Linked DNA regions of Homo sapiens: region 1 is linked to region 2. Evidence: read pairs that join two places in POLR2A ChIA-PET (ENCODE). Cell type or tissue: Caco-2. All regions are shown on one strand. Links, peaks and the distances in the headings refer to the core of each region. The heading gives the core; the rest is flanking DNA.

The links. ChIA-PET counts read pairs that join two places held together with the same protein. Peaks named below come from ENCODE experiments on the same cell type or tissue, not always from the same donor. Only the 100,000 strongest peaks of a DNase experiment are listed, where the experiment ranks them.
Region 1: POLR2A ChIA-PET joins it to region 2 with 6 read pairs; 2 of 35 experiments call an interaction of 5 or more read pairs at or near these places.

The regions. Positions count from the first base shown.
Region 1 is chr15:71,675,326-71,685,990 of GRCh38, reverse strand. The region is part of intron 8 of THSD4 (thrombospondin type 1 domain containing 4); the gene reads right to left. Among named protein-coding and RNA genes, the nearest start is that of THSD4-AS2, 11 kb to the left of the region's middle. In Caco-2, for the core only: no CTCF peak of the experiment used is centred there; a DNase peak (open chromatin) is centred at 5,710.
Region 2 is chr15:71,738,590-71,746,454 of GRCh38, reverse strand. It overlaps THSD4 (thrombospondin type 1 domain containing 4), which reads right to left. Exons shown (of 18, transcript NM_024817.3): 12 at 1,220-1,349. Among named protein-coding and RNA genes, the nearest start is that of THSD4-AS2, 51 kb to the right of the region's middle. In Caco-2, for the core only: a CTCF peak has its summit at 2,355 (motif pointing left); a DNase peak (open chromatin) is centred at 2,354.

The DNA of each region.
Region 1 (10,665 bases), core at 3,469-8,468, 64 kb after region 2:
ATTTAACATTACTTGAAAATAAAAAGTTTAAAAAAATGGATATATTTCCATTTACTTGGAAAAGTATATCTGAAAGTATGGTCCTTAAGATCCTCTCAGGGGATCTTTGAGATTAAACCTATTTCCATAACAACTCTAAGATGCTATTTGCCTTTTTTTCTCTTACTCATGAGTATAAAGAACATGACAAGTTTATTGATGTGGTTTCAGATTTCCCATTGCAACTAACCTTTAAGAAACTACCACTTTTCTAGTTTGGTATAGTATCAAAGGAGAAGATTCACAATGATCTGAAAAGACCACTAAACTACCTCTCTATTTTCCAACTACATATTTATGTGAAACCAGATTTTCTTCATATACTTTAGCCAAATAATCTATCACAATAGATTGGAGAAGCAGATATGAGAATCCAGCTGTCTTCTATTAGGCCAGACATTAAAAGATACAGTATTTGCAAATTGTAAAATGATGCCACTCTTCTCAAAATGTTTTTGCTCTGGGAAATAGTTACTTTAAAAAAACTGTTACTGTATTATATAGTGAGTTTATTATTGTTATTTGAAAGCAAAGTAATATAAAATTCTCAAATTTCAGTTTAAAATGTGAATACTGTAAATATTAACGAATAAATTCATATGAACAAAAGCTCTCTGGGGTCTTCAGTTTTAAAGAGGAGAAAAGGGTCCTGAGATGAAAACATTTAAGAACCACTGAGAAAACAGCAAAAACAGAAGTGTCACACATTGAATTTATGCAATTTAAATACTCTTATTTCTTTTTTTTTTAAAAAGAGGAAACCAAGGTAGAAATCATAAAACAGAAGTATGTGAATTCAAGAAAGAAAAACACACATAAGAACCTGAGAGCTGGTCTCCAAGACATTTTTGAAAATAAGCAAATTTAATAAAAAAGCAATAAAGCCCAAATAAGAGAATATATCAGATGATGCTGAAATTAAAAGTGAATTTGATATGTAATTCTATACTACATTTGAAATTCTCCATGAAAAAGATACATTAAAAAATTACCAGCTTGATTTAAGATGAACAAGAAAACATAGTAGACTCACAGCCATAGAAGAATTGTTACAAGTTAGCAGTAATTTCTTCCAAAAATATTCTAGTGCCAGATGTTTTTTATTGGTGAGTTTTTATAAAAATCTGAAGGAACAGATTATTATATAAGCTTTTCCAGAGCACATAAAAATTGGAACACTAACCTAACCTCCACCTCAGAGAGGTAGCACAAAATGAAAACAATAGGCCAATCTCACTTCGGAATACAGATTTTAAAAATCCCAAATAAGGTCCTAGCAAATTGAATTCAACAGAACATTAAAAAAACCATTCAGCAAGATGAAACAGGGTATAATCCAGGAATTCAAGGATAATATAGAAAACTTTAAAGAAAAAATAACGTAAGTAGGTGCCAAAATGTCATTTAAAACTCATCCTGGTAAAAAAAAAAAAAGATTACAAGATTAGAAATAGACTTTCTTACCCCAATGATGAGCATGTAATCATATATTCAATTAAAATATTTATTGAGCATACATCCATTTTCCTTGCTAGTAAAAATTAGGAGCATTCACATTAAAATCAGAGATAGGTTAAGGATGTCTGCTATTCAGAGTAATTACTATTGGAAAGGAGGAGGCAATATTATAATTATTTCTATATGGTATGATTATATCACTAGAAAACGATGAGAATCAACTCAAATTACTCAGAATTTATAAAAGCGCAACGAAATTACCAGATAGAGGTAAATATAAAAAAACCCATAACTTTTCTGTATATTGATAAGAATTTTAGAGATAAAAAGGAACAGATTCCATTCTTTGTCATCATCATCATACCACAGCAAAATGCAATTAAATACCTATGATGAATCTTTACAAGGAATGCAGAGAATTTATATGGAAAATAACAAAACTTCACTGGCAGATGTAAGCTATTTGAATAAACGGTAATAAATGCTATGTTCTTAGACTGAATGGTTTTGTTGCTGTTTTGAGATGGAGTCTTGCTCTGTCGTCCAGGCTAGAGTGCAGTGGTGTGATCTTGGCTCACTGCAACCTTGCCTCCTGGGTTCAAGTGATTCTCATGCCTCAACCTCCTGAGTAGCTGGGACTATGGGCACCTCCCACCATGCCCAGCTAAATTTTTGTATTTTTAGTACAGATGGGGTTTCACCTGTTGGCCAGGTTGTTCTCAAACTCCTGACCTCAAGTAGGCCGTTCGGCTCGGCCTCCCAAAGTGCTGGGATTACAGGTGTAAGCCACTGAGCCTGGCCAGACTGAACATTTTAACCATGTCTACTCCTCCCAAATGAATTTATAGATCTAATACACTCTGGGCATGAATCAGGTTGGAATTCAAGGATCACATTCCTTAAGACATTGACAACCTAACTCAAATAGCAGCCTGCTCTTCCAGCCAGCACTCATTCTCCTCTTCCCCTGTTTTATTTTTTATAGCATGTCTCATCATCTGAAATTACCTTTTTGTTCTTTCGTCTCCAGTTTCCCCGGTAGAATTTTGTAAATGCCATCAGGGCTGGTGTGCCCTTTTCTGAGTATTCCCAGTACCCAGAATTCCACCCGGCACACAGTAAGGACTCAGTACATGTTTATTGAATGAATTTAACATAATTGCGTGCAAACACCCATAGGATTTTTTTTTTCCTTACATATGACAAAATGGTTTCAAAAATTCACCTGGAATAATGCTAGACTGTCTGAAAATTGTTATTGAAAAGAAGCAAGGCTGGGTGCGATGGCTCACACCTGTAATCCTAGCACTTTGGGAGGTCAAGGTAGGCAGATTACTATAGTCCAGGAGTTCGAGGCCAGCCTGGCCAATATGGTGAAACCCTGTCTCTACAAAAAATACAAAAATCGGCCAGGCATGGTGGTGTGAGTCTGTAGTTCCCGCTACTTGGGAGGCTGAGGTAGGAGGATCTCTTGAGCCCAGGGGGGTTGAGGCTGCAGTGAGCCATGATTGCACCACTGCACTCCAGACTGGGCAAAGAGTGAGACCTCGACTCAAAAAAAAAAAAAAAAAAAGAAGAAGAAGAAGAAAGAAAGAAAGAAAGAAAGAAAGAAAGAAAGAAAGAAAGAAAGAAAGAAAGTAGCAAAAGAGGGAAGAATTGCCATGCCAGATACTAAATCACATTTTAAAGCTATGATAACCAAAATACTCTGTGTGGTACAGAAATTATTTGACAGATAAATGGAATACAATAAATGGTAAGTATGTGACTTAGCACATTCTACACATTCCAATGTTAAATAAATGAACCACTCAACAAATTGGTTTGTAAAATTGGCTAAACATTAGGAAGAAATCTACCTTCTCATTTTATACTCTACTCCAAGGTAAATGTTAAAAATGTTGAGAAAAAAAAAAAAAAAGCCAGATACAAAACAGTATATGCTGTATTATTCCATTTATATAAGGTTTTTCTAAAAACAGACAAAAACTAATGTATGGTGTGAACAATCACGGTAGTGGTTCTTTCTGCGGTGGGGAGGTTAGTGACAGAGAGGGGACACTGGAAGGGGCTTCTGGGAGCTGATCAAGTTCTATTTCTTCATCTGAGTACTAGTGACGTGACTGTGTTCACTTTGTGAAAATTCATCAAGCTGTACTTATAGTTTTGAATAGAGAACTTTTCCTGTGTATTTATACTTAGCATTTCAATAAAAAGCTTATCCAACAAATAAGTAAGTGCTAAGCCAGCCAATGGCTCTGGCCAGACAATAGGCTTTTGGCACTTAAACAGGTATCTCTTTTTCACTTGTGCTTTGAGAAGAGGGGATAAAGTCTGTGATGAAAGTTTAACTTACTTAATTGTAATGAATTCAGCAGGTCCATAAAGACCTTGGGTTGAACTATGTCTTCATCCTTTCCAGGGGGGGTCGGATTTCACAGGGGCTCCAAGGGTCCCCATGCTGAATGGTACTGAGAGACCGTGCCCATGACCCTCACATGCTGACAGCAGAAATTTCACTGTTCTCTGAGGCACAGCTGAACATTTTAAAGACCAACACATCAGAGAATAGTAAGTCAGTATTCATATTAAAAGAGGAACATCTAATAGCCCAATCCTCATACTTGCCTAGGTCTGAAATACAAGTGTTGATCAACTTCCGTTTGCCCCCATGAACATCTTGGTACCACCTCAAGCCAATGAGCTGAGTTAGGGGACACCATATTTACTGGATACAACTCAAACGGTGCTTGATCTTAGTTCACTATCAGTTAGTTATAAAGGCATGTGCCATGTAAAACTTTTTTTTTTTTTTTTTTGAGACGAAGTTTCACTCTTTTGCCCAGGCTAGAGTTAAGTGGAACCATCTTGGCTCACTGCAACCTCCACCCCCCCGGTTCAATCGATTCTGCCGCCCCAGCCTCCCGAGTAGCTGGGATTATAGGCTCGCCACCACACTCTGATAATTTTTGTATTTTTAGTGGAGATAGGATTTCCCCATGTTGGCCAGGCTGGTCTGGAACGCCTGACCTCAGGTGATCCACCTGCCTTGGCCTCCCAAAGTGCTGGAATTACAGGCATGAGCCACCACGCCCAGTGTGCCACGTAAACTTTTGATACTGATTGTTGGCTTGATAAGTCTAGAAAAAAATTGTCTTTTGCTTTTGGAAAGGTATTTATTGTCTAGACAAAGTCTCAAAGCACAATTATGTGGATCTCTAACCATATAATCCTGGACTAATTTGTATAACAGTAGCAACAATTAAAATACCATAGTAGGGCCGGGAGCAGTGGCTCATGCCTGTAATCCCAGCACTTTGGGAGGCCAAGGCAGGTGGATCACTTGAGGTCAGGGGTTCAAGACCACCCTAGCCCACATGGTGACACTGTCTCTACTAAAATACAAAAATTAACTGGGCATGGTGGCACATGCCTGTAATCCAGCTACTCAGGAGGCTGGGACAGGAGAATTGCTTGAACCTGGGAGGAAGAGGTTGCAGTGAGCTGAGATCATGGCACTGCACTCCAGCCTGAGCAACAGAGTGAGATTCCATCTCAAAAAAAAAAAAAAAAAAAATTACTAGTAATGACATCTGATGTTTATTGAATAAGTATTTTGTGCCAGTCATTGTGCTAGATGCTTTACCTGTTTTACCTTATTTAACCTTCCCAATAACCCTATGAGATAAATATTATTGTCAATTCATCTTACAGGTAAAGAAAATGACATACGGAGAGGTCAGGTAACTGACTGAAGGCTATAGAGCCAGAAAGCTGCGTGGCTGAGAGTAGAACTCTTAACTTGCACAATTCTGCTCATACTGAAATGTTTGAGACAGTACTTTGGGTCCTTTGGCCAGTGAAACTGATAATTCAAATTTTTCTTAAAATTCCAAGTGAGTCCTAGCCATGCACGATTTTGTAAGTTAAGGAGGACCTAGCAATGATGTGGAGTATTTATTTACAAGAAATCTTAATGCAGTTGATTAAATCCTTTTTCTCTGATCAACAAATTTTTACCCTACCAACAGAAATTATCTTACAGGTTAATATTGGTCTTCTCGCAGCAATTCTAAAAACTTGGCAAATATGTGATTTGTTAGGGATAATTAAAAATCAAGGAATTCAACTGAAAGCATTCATGTAGGACAGGATCTATGCTGCCTGCTGAGAACCTGCTGTTTGGATTGGGACCTTTGTATGGGAGAAGGCTTAGAGAACCTTGGTGTTCCCAGAACTTACCAACAAAACAGGAAAGACAGGAAAGGCTGGACTAGGTTTCAAAAGTACTGCTTTAGAGACAAGGGAAGGGATTTAGCTTATCTCAAATGCAACCACTCCCCTCTTTTTAAAGAGGACTGATTACCTAAATTTCCAACTCCCAAAATTATTTATCCGTCTTTTCTACTCTGATTTGCTCCAGATCATCTCAAGTTTCCAAGTGCAGTTTATCACTCCCTGATGTAGCAATACTGTGGTGTGTATTACGTTCTTCTATCATAAGGTGCTCAACCTACAGTCACTGATTAAAAACACACGCAAAAACTCTGGTTTTCTAACACGGTCAAATTTACTGTTTGGAATCACAGAGCCCACTGACATAGCAGTATCCTTGTTATTAGTCACTTCCCCTGCCTCAGACTCTTCCTATAGGCCAGGCCTTTTTACAGCAGCCGCTCCCCCTCCTCCTCTACAACTGCCCCAAACTGTCTGCAGAGCAGAGGCAGGACCCTGTCACAACTCTTCTCCAGCCGAGCATCTTCAGATTTAATACAAAGGATGTGGTTCAGGATGAAACAGGCCTAGCTATACCCTGTATTTGCAGTCTCAAATGTCAAGGTCACCCTCACTTATTTCATAAGTGACTAAGTCCAGAACATGCCTCACATTCTTCCTTCTCTGTACCTTAGCTTGTGCTGCTTCTTCAGATTGAAATGCTCTTTCCCTATTTCTTCTGAGAAAAGCCTATCCATCCACCAAAACAAGGGTGGGCAAACCACAGCATGAGGGCTAAACTTGGCGGCTGGCTTTTTTGGTATATCGTATTTTATTGGAGCATAGGCACCCCCATTCATTCACATATTGTCTATGCTGCTTTCTCACTGTGCAGCTGAGTAGCTGTAACAGAGGCCAAATGGCCTGCAAAGCCCAAGATATTTACTATATGGTCTTTCCAAAAAAAAGGTTGCCAGCCCCTGCTCTACAAGCCCAGTTTAAATACCACCTCCCCCAGGTGCCTCCTCTGATTATCCTATTAGAGTTAATTTCTCCATCCTTTGCACTCCCATAGCACTGGGTCTCTTTTCAAAGTCATCAAAGGATTTCCAAATGGACAGTAAATGCCTTTCAGGGAAGGGGCCATGTATCGTTCAACTCTTTCTCTTCATAATATATTGTACACAGTAGGTGCTTACAGATATCCATTGAAATGTTTAATTATCTTGCAGGAATATCAATTCAGACAAAGAGCAATGTTTTCTTTAATCAAAGAAAGAAAATCAGTCCTGATTCACACTAAACACTAGATAATAAAGGGAAAAATAAATATTGATCAATGAGACAAATTCTGCCCCCAAAGCATAACAAATATAGGCGTGACTATAAGGCCACAAAGAAAGTTAAAGGGTGGGGCTATGTGAAAGTACATTTTCCAAGGAAGAACATGAATATTGATTCAGAATTCAGACAGAAGGAGTGAGTCTTTCCCATGCTGACATTTATATGGTTTCTAATTCAGAGAATAGTGTCTGGCTTGGGGACAGAGTAGGGTAGAGTCAGGAGATGCCAAAAGTTATTCTTAAAGCTGTTGATGCTAAAACAGCCAGAGCAAAGCTAATAAAGGCGGTTCATGATGAGAGGGAGAAAGGAGGCTTATCTTCAAAGACCACCCCTTCAGTGACTTATCTGCAAGACTTCAAGGTTTAGAAGAAGAGCACAATGTGCCTAGAGTTCTGCTTAATAAAAAAGGGGAAAGGGTGCTCAACTTCTTCCATGGGAAAGTAAGGCCTGAAGAGAGAAGAGGGCAATCTTAGAAGGCAGGTTTCACATTTCTGAAGCTCTGATGCTCACGAGGAAGGAAGAGAGGCTCCCAGTGAGAGCAGTAACCATGGAGAAGCAAAGGGTGGGTCATCCCCAGCTGTTGGTTAAGAAATCTTCAAGATTACTGTTTTTCTCAGGAGTCACTTCTCTTTCATTAAGTCAACTATATTTATTAAACGTTGTTTAAACCTTAGATATCTCTTCTTGGGGCTTAGCTTGTATTAGTTCCCTAATGTGGTAGCTCAGTGATCTAACATATCACAAAAAAGCAAGACTTTGATTCAAACAGGGAAGATTTAAATGCACTTCCAAGTGGGTTAGGGAATAGGCGGATCTAGGGACAGTGTTAACCACATTGGACTTGCAGATAATGGATTCTCAGCTATTATCCTAATCCAGATAGGAGACCTGGGAGCGATTAACAGCCCTGCTGAAGATGCTGTCCTTAGGCGCTGCTGCCTAGAGTGGGCTAGGAGACAATGTTATTCCTCATGCAAGGATAGCGGTGTCAAATCACTTCCATAAAAATTCAAGACTCAGCCAGCTCAGCAACTGTTTCCTGCATTTGAGGAAAGTATCACATTAAGTGTAGGAAAACAGGTGTGGGCATTTTGCATATTTCTGAGACAGACGATACAATTAAAAGCAAAAACAAACCACAGCTTAACTATTTCCCCAGAAAATGAAAGACAAATCCATGTACAAACAGGAAAACTCAGTCTCACATTTCCAGGGTAGCTAGGTGCTAACTATCAATACAAAGCAGAAAATGTGAAACAATCAGCAGAAGGGGGTGGGGCAGAGTTGATTTCCTTTCGTTCCAGCATATCTGAAAGCTTTTCAAGGCAAAGGACTCTGAAAGTGAAAAGAAAGTCCCTGTAAACAGATGCAAGGACATCAGAGCTGTCCTAAATCAAAGGGAGGTGCGCTGTCAGACACCATGTGGAAAGTATGTAATCCAAAAGTAAGTCCAGGAGTGCTAAAACAAACAACAGCATCTTTCCAAATCACAGCAAGAGGGCACAGTCTCTTTGGCATGGAATCTTTGTTTTGTGAATATTTGGTTCTGGACAAGAGTCATAAAAGCTTTTGGTGAAGAAAAGGCAAGAACTGAGTCCAAATAAAAAACAAATACTCAATGATCACTTTCCTCATCTACCAGCATTGACGAGGAACATTCAGCCAAGAGTCAGGATATCACTTTGAGTTGTTTGTGACTTAATCGTCTCCAGGGGCTGCCATGACCTGCAGCAGGTAACAAAGCCCAGCGCAGCATCTTGTCCTGATGCCTCAGAGCTGACCATTGGTGCCTATTATATCACATGCTTAAATACTCTTTCAAAAACACACTTGAAGTGTTGGCGAGAATGTGGAGACATTGAAACTCTGGTTGGAAGATAAAATGGGGCAGTTGCTGTAGACAGCAGTTTGGCAGTTTCTCAAAAAGTTAAATATAGAGTTACCATATGACTCATCAATTCCACTCCTAGGTATATACCCAAAAGAATTGGAAGTAGTGACTCAAACAGGTAGTTGTATGCCAATGTTCATAGCGCATTATTCACAATAACCAAAAGAGAGAAACAGCCCAGGTGCCCATCAACAGATGAATGGATAAACAAAATGTGGCATATACATAAAAAAGAAATGAAATTCTGGTGCATATTACCACAGGGATGAATCTTGAAAACATTATGCTAAGTGAAATAAGCCAGACACAAAAGGACAGATACTGTGTGATTCTACTTGTATGAGGTTCCTAGAATAGGTCAGTGCATGAGGCAGAGAGTTGAAGTTACCAGGGGCTTGGAGGACGGGGAAAGAAGGGGGCTATTGTTTACTGAGTACAGCTTTTGGGATAAGAAAATATTCTGAGGCTGGGCGCAGTAGCTCACACCTGTAATCCCAGCACTTTGGGAGGCCGAGGTGGGCAGATCACGAGGTCAAGAGATTGAGACCATCCTGGCCAACATGGTAAAACCCTGTCTCTACTAAAAATACAAAAATTAGCCAGGCATGGTGGTGCATGCCTGTAGTCCCATCTACTTAAGAGGCTGAGGCAGGAGAATCGCTTGAACCCGGGAGGCAGAGGTTGCAGTGAGCTGAGATCGTGCCACCGCACTCCAACCTGGGCGACACAGCGAGACTCCGTCTCAAAAAAAAATTCTGAAAATGGATCGTGGTGATAGCAGTGAATGTACTTAATGCCACTGAATTATACACTTAACATCATTAAAATGATAAATGTTATGTTTATATATATTTTACCACAATAAAAAAAGAAAAAACACACACTTGATGTTTTATTTCTCTAAAATGTTCTACTCTTTTTAAGAGCTGGATACTCTTTTAAAAGCTAGTTCCAGAAGGTCTGCTGAGGCAAGATGGTGCAAGTCTAGTGACTAAGATAATAACTATGGAGATTTAGCCCAAGGATTCCCAAAGAGAGCATGGGATGCATGATTGTAATCAAGTTTGAGGTAGCAGTGGGGACAGGGATGGAACAGTGAGGAGGGTGCAAGATGGCTGCAAGGAATTCAGTGGAACATGTCTTTCTTCCAGTGGCTGGGAAGTGAGAAGACACAAATACCACCCCACCCTGCCATATTTTTCTTGCAAATGGCCATGGTCATAAACATGCAGGGAAGGTCATAAGTGAGGCCTGTGCCCAGGTTCAAGTCCTGACTCCACCCCTCACAAATTGTTTACCACAGGCAGGTCCCTCAACTATAAAATGCAGATGATGACATTAGTTCCCACCTTGTGTGAGTGTTGTGAGGGTTAGATGAAGGAGGTGGGAGACCCAGGATTCCAAGCATCTAGTGAGTAGTAATATGACTCCAGTACCACGAGCGAGGTCTCATGATCAAGAGGGGCTAAGATGTCTGAGCACAGAACCCCCACACGGGCTGCACACCATGCATGGGCCTCAGGAGAGCCAGCACGACCTTTATTTCTGTATCCACACCACTGAGCACAGTTCCTGGCTCATGGTGTGTACTCCAGAGAAGACTGTCTAAGGCTGGCCTGTTTGTCTTCAAGGATTGCACGGCCTCACCGGGAAGAGCACAGACATGTAAACAGATAAACTACAGTAAAATATATTTAAGTACCGAGCTGGAGAGATGA
Region 2 (7,865 bases), core at 279-5,278:
CCACTGCACTCCAGCCTGGGCAATGGAGTAGGACCCTGTCTCAAAAAAAGAAAAGAAAAAGAAAAAGAAAAAGTCTGCCTAAGGGTCATCTGACTCTGTAAAGGCAGATAAATTTGCCTGACACTTGACATGCTATTTACCAGTGATTAGGGCCCAGATTCTATGAAAAGTTATAGAAAACTGAAAACGTACAAATGATTTTTATCTAATTAAAAAAAAAACCTCCAAAGGTTAGTTTTATTACACTGTAGATCATTAACTCATTTTTGCTACTAACTTAGGAATCTTATTCTAGCATTATTTTTCATTAACAATTCCCGTATCAGTTTTGCAAACCCTCCTCTGTCATCTGCTCTGTTATTAGTTAAATGAGACATCAGCCCATGCTCACCATATACTTGGATGAGAATTATATTTTTATTACTCTGCAAATTAGGTTTTGACCCTTTTAGGGCCCTTTCCCCTTGTTCTTCTTCAAGTGTCCCATTTATCATTCAATAACCAGTTCAAGGCCAGGCGCAGTGGCTCACGCCCGTAATCCCAGCACTTTGGGAGGCTGAGGTGGGCAGACCATTAGTGCTCAGGAGTTCAAGACCAGCCTGGCCAACATGGCAAAACCCTGTCCCTACAAAAAATACAAAAATTAGCCAGGCGTGGTAATGTGCACCTGTAGTCCCAGCTACTCGGGAGGCTGATGCAGGAGAATTGCTTGAATCCAGGAGGCGGAGTTTGCTGAGATCGTGCCACTGCAATCTGGCCTGGGCAACAGAGCTAGACTCTGCCATAAAAACAAAAACAAAACCAAAAAACCGAAACAGTTCAAGACCTCTCCCGAGACACTTTTCTTGGCCTCTCCAGGCTGATGTTTTTGTGACTTGCATTATCCTCTCTCTGTGAACAGCTCACCTACGACACCAACTACACTGGCTTCTCGTTTTTTGCTTCCTCCTTTGTTTTCCTTACCAGGCTCAAACCTAATTGCTCCAGCTTTGTCAAGGGTGGGCTTCCCAGAAGTGGGTTGACTTGCTAAAGGCTATCAGCTCCTGAGTTCATCCTGAAAGACAGGTGTGCCTGCTAAACAGACTGCATTTTATGCATGGTCCAAGTCTTGTATTTCTAACTCAGATTTAGACTGACTTATATCTGTTCCTAAGGTCCTGTGCATAAGTGACCTGAAGTGACCCGGTAATAGGCGACCTAAATGGAGGGGCCTTCTTACAAGGCTGGGCAAGGGAAGATGTTGCAGGGCTCCTCCTCGGGGGTCGGCTTCATGCTGGAGTCACAGTAACTCTCAGGAGCCTCTTCATGAGTGCTTCTGTGCACACAGCGGAAAATAGGGTACTGCGATCCTGCAACAACAGGAGAATGTCTGAAGGACAGTCCCACACACTGGAAAGCTGGGCTATGGGTGGAGATGCACAGAGATTCGGGTGCTGATGAAGAGAGGGCACAGAAACAGTGAGGACAATTCACACATGCATGCACACTTACGCTCCCCCTTCATTTGAGGGTTTACACACACCTACCTCACAGGTCTTTGCTAGGAACTGTGGGGGTGCAAAGAAGAGCCTGCCCTAAAAGGAATCAATAATCTATTTGTGGACACGGTCTAAATATGCTCAAAGGCAGATACAAAGCATCTTCATTATAGTTCAAGATAACAAAAGAGAGATTCCCTAGGCAGGGGAATGATTATAGAAGGAACACAAATAGTAACTTTTCTAAAGTTCTCTGGAAGCGTCAAAGAGAAAGTGTCCTAAATGGGCCAAGCTTCGTTCTAGAGAAAGAATTGGGTTTGGGTAGATATGTGCATGTATATTTTGGAGGGAGGAGGCTGTCTAGGTCATTAAACTGGAATGAAAGTACCTGCCTGACAAACTAGCCTGCTACACCAGGTACATTTAAGGGATAGGTTGAAGCACAGAAGTAGAAGATTCAAGAAAGGGCGGAAGAGCAGCTGCCTCCCCCTTTGGCAAGCGTCTTTCATGTTCTTCTAATAAAGTACCCATCCAATGGTATTTCAGTGATCTGAGCATTTGTCTACTTCCCATGAGACCGTGAGCTTCTGAGGGACAGGGCTACTTCTTAATCTCTGTAGCCCCAGTACCTAGGAGAGTAGCAGGGGCTCAATAAATGACCGTGTTGAATGAATGTTTGAATGGTGTTGAATGAATGTTTATAACTGTTTTAGGTTTTTTGTTTTACTTTCATTGGATTAATAAGGATACATCTATTTTCGATAAAAAGCCAGAATTTGTTAAATGGAATGTCTAGGTGTCAATTAAAAAAAAAAAAAAAAAAAAAAAAGCTGATTCAATTCTGCCTTCCTTTCTCTGCTGCCACCTGGTGGCAACACTGAGCTATTATTAATGGACGTTTATAACGTGAGAAATGTAACCCCTGAACCTGAACCAACCACGGGAAGATGCTTCTTCACAAATAACTGTCTTCCCCACAGTCCAGGCCAGTATACAACTCCTGCCGGGAAGAACACTATACTTTATTCTACAACTCTGTCTTATCTCTGTTGCTAATTGGCCAGGCATTCATATTTTCTGAAGTTCCAACTCCTTACAATTTTAACTGCAACATAGGGGCTATCTTTTAACATAAACATCTTAATATTTCATCAGTCATGAAAGTGTTTCAGTGGTTTTTCAAGCTCATCTTGTATGACACACTGACCCAGAGGGTAGTAAGAAACTTGACAGTTTGCAAGACAGTGTTGAATCTGAAACGATCATTTGTTTAAATTACCCTGGTAGTAAAAATTTACAGTGTGGCTATAACTTGAGACCATTATTTAAAATAACGTTCCAATTAAGCACAATTATTGGCTGAGTAAAAGGCAGTACTGACTGTAAAGTTAATGGGATGCAAAGAACTTTTGTGGAATTAAAGTTTGTCCAGCTACAGATCTCCTTCCATTAAATAGAACAGATTTTTAATTAAATTCAACAAACATTAAGTACACTGTGCAGTTATAAAGGTGAATACATGGTTCACAGCTTGCAGTGGGACCCGGCTATTAAGGGATTAAGTAAAGATCTTATTTAGCCTATTCCTTTTCCTTCAGACCATGCGGGTTTAGCTTTTCCACTTAGATGTTTGTGGATAGGAAAGCAAAAGGAACTATCTCAACCACTTGGCACTCAAATAAGGGAGAAATCAAATTTTTTTAATCAAAAGGATACAGGCTCCCATAGGAATGCTCTGTGTCTTGGGAAGATGGGTCCTGCTGGGGTTGTCCAGCACCTGGCCACTGCTTGTCTTCCCTTGACATTTTACGGCGTTTATGGACATTGTCCATGGTCCAGCTCCACGGAAATGAACTCAGAGGCCCTCTGGCTCTCTGAAGGTGGGAAAATGCCAGATCTACAAATCTTTTTTTATTTTTTTTGAGACAGAGTTTAGCTCTGTCACCCAGGCTGGAGTGAAGTGGCACGATCTCTGCTCACCACAACCTCCACCTCCCGGGTTCAAGTGATTCTCCTGCTTCAGCCTCTCAAGTAGCTGGGATTACAGGTGCCTGCCACTGCGCCTGGCTGATTTTTGTATTTTTAGTAGAGATGGGGTTTTGCCGTGTTGTCCAGGCTTGTCTTAAACTCCTGACCTCAGGTGATTTGCCCACCTCGGCCTCCCAAAGTACTGGGATTACAGGCATAAGCCACGGCGCCTGACCCATATCTACAACTCTTGAGTCTAGTGACCGCAGTGGTTTCCTTCTTTGGGTCAGTTTTAATATATTTAGAAAGGGAGACAGCACCTGGCCACCTCCCATTGTTCAAGATTGCAATTCAATTATTCCTCTATTTGCTAGCAAGCAGGAACAAGGTGGTGAGGTCAGGCACTGGCTGGGCTTCAGGCAGCAGGAAAACTATTCGAGATCAGTTCGGTTGCCTTATATGCGGACATGTTGATCAAAATAGAAATATGTCATGTTGAAGGGGGGAACTGTACACAGGTAATTAGCAGATAATAAATGAGGTCAGTGAATTCAGGGGCTAGTGTAGAGGTCAGTGGGACATTATGGAAGAGAGACAAAATAAAGAGCAAGAAAAAAGTAAATGACTTTAGACTTGGAACTCTAGGAATCAAATGAAACAAGCCAAGAGTTTGACAGAGGCCTGATCAATGGCTGTGTGAGTATGGACCACTCTTGGATGCCAGCAACAGGGCCCTTCCCTGAGATGGTGATATCATGATGCTGGAAGCACTTAGACAAAGGGAAATTTGACCATGAAAAGCACAGAACTGTGTGGTGTGGTTAGCTCCACCAGGGAGGACTGGAGAAGGGTTTAGGCGAGGGTATGTGAGAAAATACACAATGGGATCACAAGGGGAACAGACTTATTCTGTGCATAAGTGACTTGGACAATGCCGGGAGGCTTGGGATTTCCTGGTCACTTGCCATGACTGCTGACGACCATTAGATGTGCTCTGCATCTGTGCCTCCGCATTGCCTCACCTACCCTGCATGTCTGGTGCCATCACCGCCTGGGACAGAGCAAAGGAGAGGCCTCCACGGGCCGCTGCCACTTGTCACTTGAAAGAAAAAGGAACTAGGATTGCCAGAGAAGGGAGGGATGAGAAACAACACATCCCTAGGTTTGCTTTATTTCCAAGGCACCTCTTCAGTATCTCTTGGGCCTGAGAACTGGTGCCATTTACTGGGTAAAGAAGAGCTAGACATGTCGCCTCAGACATTCTGAGTGGCAGATGCCGAGTGTGTGTGTGTGTGTGTGTGTGTGTGTGTGTGTGTGTGTGTGTACATGCACACATGGGTGTATATGGGCTAAATATTGAAAATGGGTCCTGTGCATGCTCAGTCCCATACCTCACACTCTTGTGAATTTCTGTGTGTGTGTTTCTGCAATGCAAAGGACAGAAGATTAAACAAAATCATATGGAAATCTAGAGAAAGAGATTGTTCAGTTTTTTTGTTTTGTTTTGTTTTGTTTTGAGACGGAGTCTTGCTCTGTTGCCCAGGCTGGAGTGCAGTGGCATGATCTTGGCTCATTGCAACCTCCGCCTCCTGGGTTCAAGCAATTGTCCTGCCTCAGCCTCCCGAGTAGCTGGGATTACATGCATGCATCACCATGCCCAGATAATTTTTGTATTTTTGGTGAGGACAGGGTTTTTTGCCACGTTGGCCAGGCTGCTCTTGAACTCCTGACCTCAAGTGATACACCTGCCTTGGCCTCCCAAAATGCTTCGATTACAGGTATGAGCCACCATGCCCGGCCGCTTATTCAATTTCTAACAGGTAAATCCACATTCTTTATGCTATGTTGACAGAACATGGGAAAAGGCAGTAATAGACTTGTATATCTAGGATACAATAAAGATGTAAAATCTACCCTTATGTCTTTTCTAGTAGCTCATATATTCCGCATTTGAAATGTGGTGATGATATAGTCACTTATTCAAAAAACACAGGAGTGCCTACTGTGTGCTTGGTATGATGCCTGGTGCAGAAGTTGCAAAGTGTATATTCATGGAGACAGCCAAGCCAAGCAGGGCTGGGACAGAAATGTGTCCTGAATTGCTGTGAGGTCCCAAGGATGAAATGCCTACCTGTTCTTTGCAGAATCAGGAAGGCTTTGCAGAAGAGGTGGTCTCAGAGCTTGGAGTACGAGCAGGACTTTGCTGGCCAGATACCAGAGTGTCGTAAAGGAGGGATACTAGCATATAGTGAGGTAGTAACAGTTATGTTTTGCCTTCAGTCTATCAAAACCTTGCTTTCTTTAAATTTCAACTCCATACCTCAGTGTGGATGACACAGCGTGCGGATGGGTTGTGGGGGCAAAAACTGGAACATTTGGTTATGAGTTTGCTCCATTAGAGAGACCGTGGGAGCGTCTGGAGGAGACACAGGGAACCAGCACATGCATTTGCCCTCATCTCATCCTGCTCACAACACAAGGCCTATGGGCTCCGGACAGGGTGAAAGAGAATCTTCTCCACATGGCACCCTTTGTTGAAAACCACGCAGTGACAGCTTTCATCCTTTTTATGACTTTCCCTATTTTCACCTAGTTCTGAGTGTATCTGGTTCCTTTGATGGGCATCACACATTACCTAAAGGTAGAATATTTCAATAATAATACATTTTGATTTCGGGTTCCTATATCAATTATGTTACATACTGCTTACCTCTATAATATCACAGAGTCTCACCAAAATGGTTTTGGCCTTAATGCAAAAATATTTCTAGCTTTCTGACTCTGTCAAGACATATTTTATATGCATTTAATTTTTCCTCACAAAGTATATAAAAGAAGTTGGTCCAATGAATCTGCAGTCCAGATTCTTTGCACATTTATTAAGTATAAGCATAATAAAATTTGCACAATAAAACCTCTATAAATCAACACTCCAGTTACCAAATCATTATGGAACTGCAGAGGTTCCAGGCAGGAAAAGCTCCAGCCCCCAAGAAGAACCAAAGACCTAAATTCTATTCTCAAAAGCCACTAAGCCAATGCTCTTATGAAAAAGATAAAAACTTTAGAAGCTGTCATGAGATTTTTCAGTGTGCTAATTTTGTGAGAGGTTCCAAACTTTGTACTCTTAGATACCAGTATCAAAAGAAAAGAAAAGAAAGGAAAAGAAAAAAAAAAAGCAAAGCAAAGCAAAGCAAAAAAAAAAAACCACCCCAAACCAATGCTCTGGGACATCACACAGTTCCCCAGTTTGCAGAGATTCCTGGGGGATACAGCCTTCCTGTTTCTTTAGCAACCTCCCCTCAAAGAAGAGCTGTTTCAGGGGATAAAATAGGACTTTACTACAAACAGGAGGCTATTATCATATATATGAAGGAAATTATAACTACACAGTTCATAGGTGTATCTTTGCAATGAGTCAGCTTGAAACAGAAGCAGCATTGATTTCCAATCTGGTATGGAATGTCAGATAAAGGGTTTCTGGACAGCACATTCCACATGTATCTTAACTTTGGAGTTTTCAAGGAAACGGGACCCTGGGTCCACTTCATCATCCTGATGTGACCCCTGTAACACTGCCATGTCTTGCTTTCAGCCTATCACAACCCTACTTTATTTAAATTTCACCTAAACTGTATCCTCCCAAATCCTACAACTCTATCTTTTCTTTTGTTTGGAGAGACGCCCCATGCTTCCTCCGGTGTGTGGACTCCCTTGTGGTGAGGGGTCAATAAAGCTGACTTTGTTGGGCTTCAGGTTTGTCCCTGGTGGTCCTAGCTGATCAGGTTGGAATAATGAATGAATACAGGGTTGGGATTTTACCGGGATAGTATGGGAGCTGTGAGTGTTGGTCAGTGTAAAAGCCAGCTAACACGCCAAGCCTGCAAAGTTTTGTTTTTTTTTTTTTTTTCTGAAATCCTGAGATTTGAGAATGAGTTTCAACTGGGATTTGTGTAAGTCTTCCACAACCCTGACTTGGAGATTAAATTTTAGATCTTGAAGTACATGAGTGTATTCCGTTTATTAATGAATATATGTGCACAGCAGGCCTGAGTTGCTCAAACCCTGCACATGCCAAAGACAGGCCCTTGACCAGCTCCTGAGAGAGAACCTCTAAGCCCTTGGAATATGCCACCTGATAAGAGTGTTTTTTTATGCTGAGGTCTTGGGCCACGCAGTATTGGTTTGGCTTCTGGGATGGTAAAGGGAGAGTAGCTAGTGTCACTCATGTGGGAGCTGCATACCTAGACGAGAGACCCCAGTAAAAACCCTGGACACCAAATCTTGGGTGAGCATCTCTGGTTGGCAGTACTTGGCATGTGTTCTCAGCCTCTGAATTACACCATTTCTGAGAGAATTAAGTGCATCCCTGTGTGACTCTGCTGGAGGCAACACCTGGAAGCTGGCGCCTGGCATCTC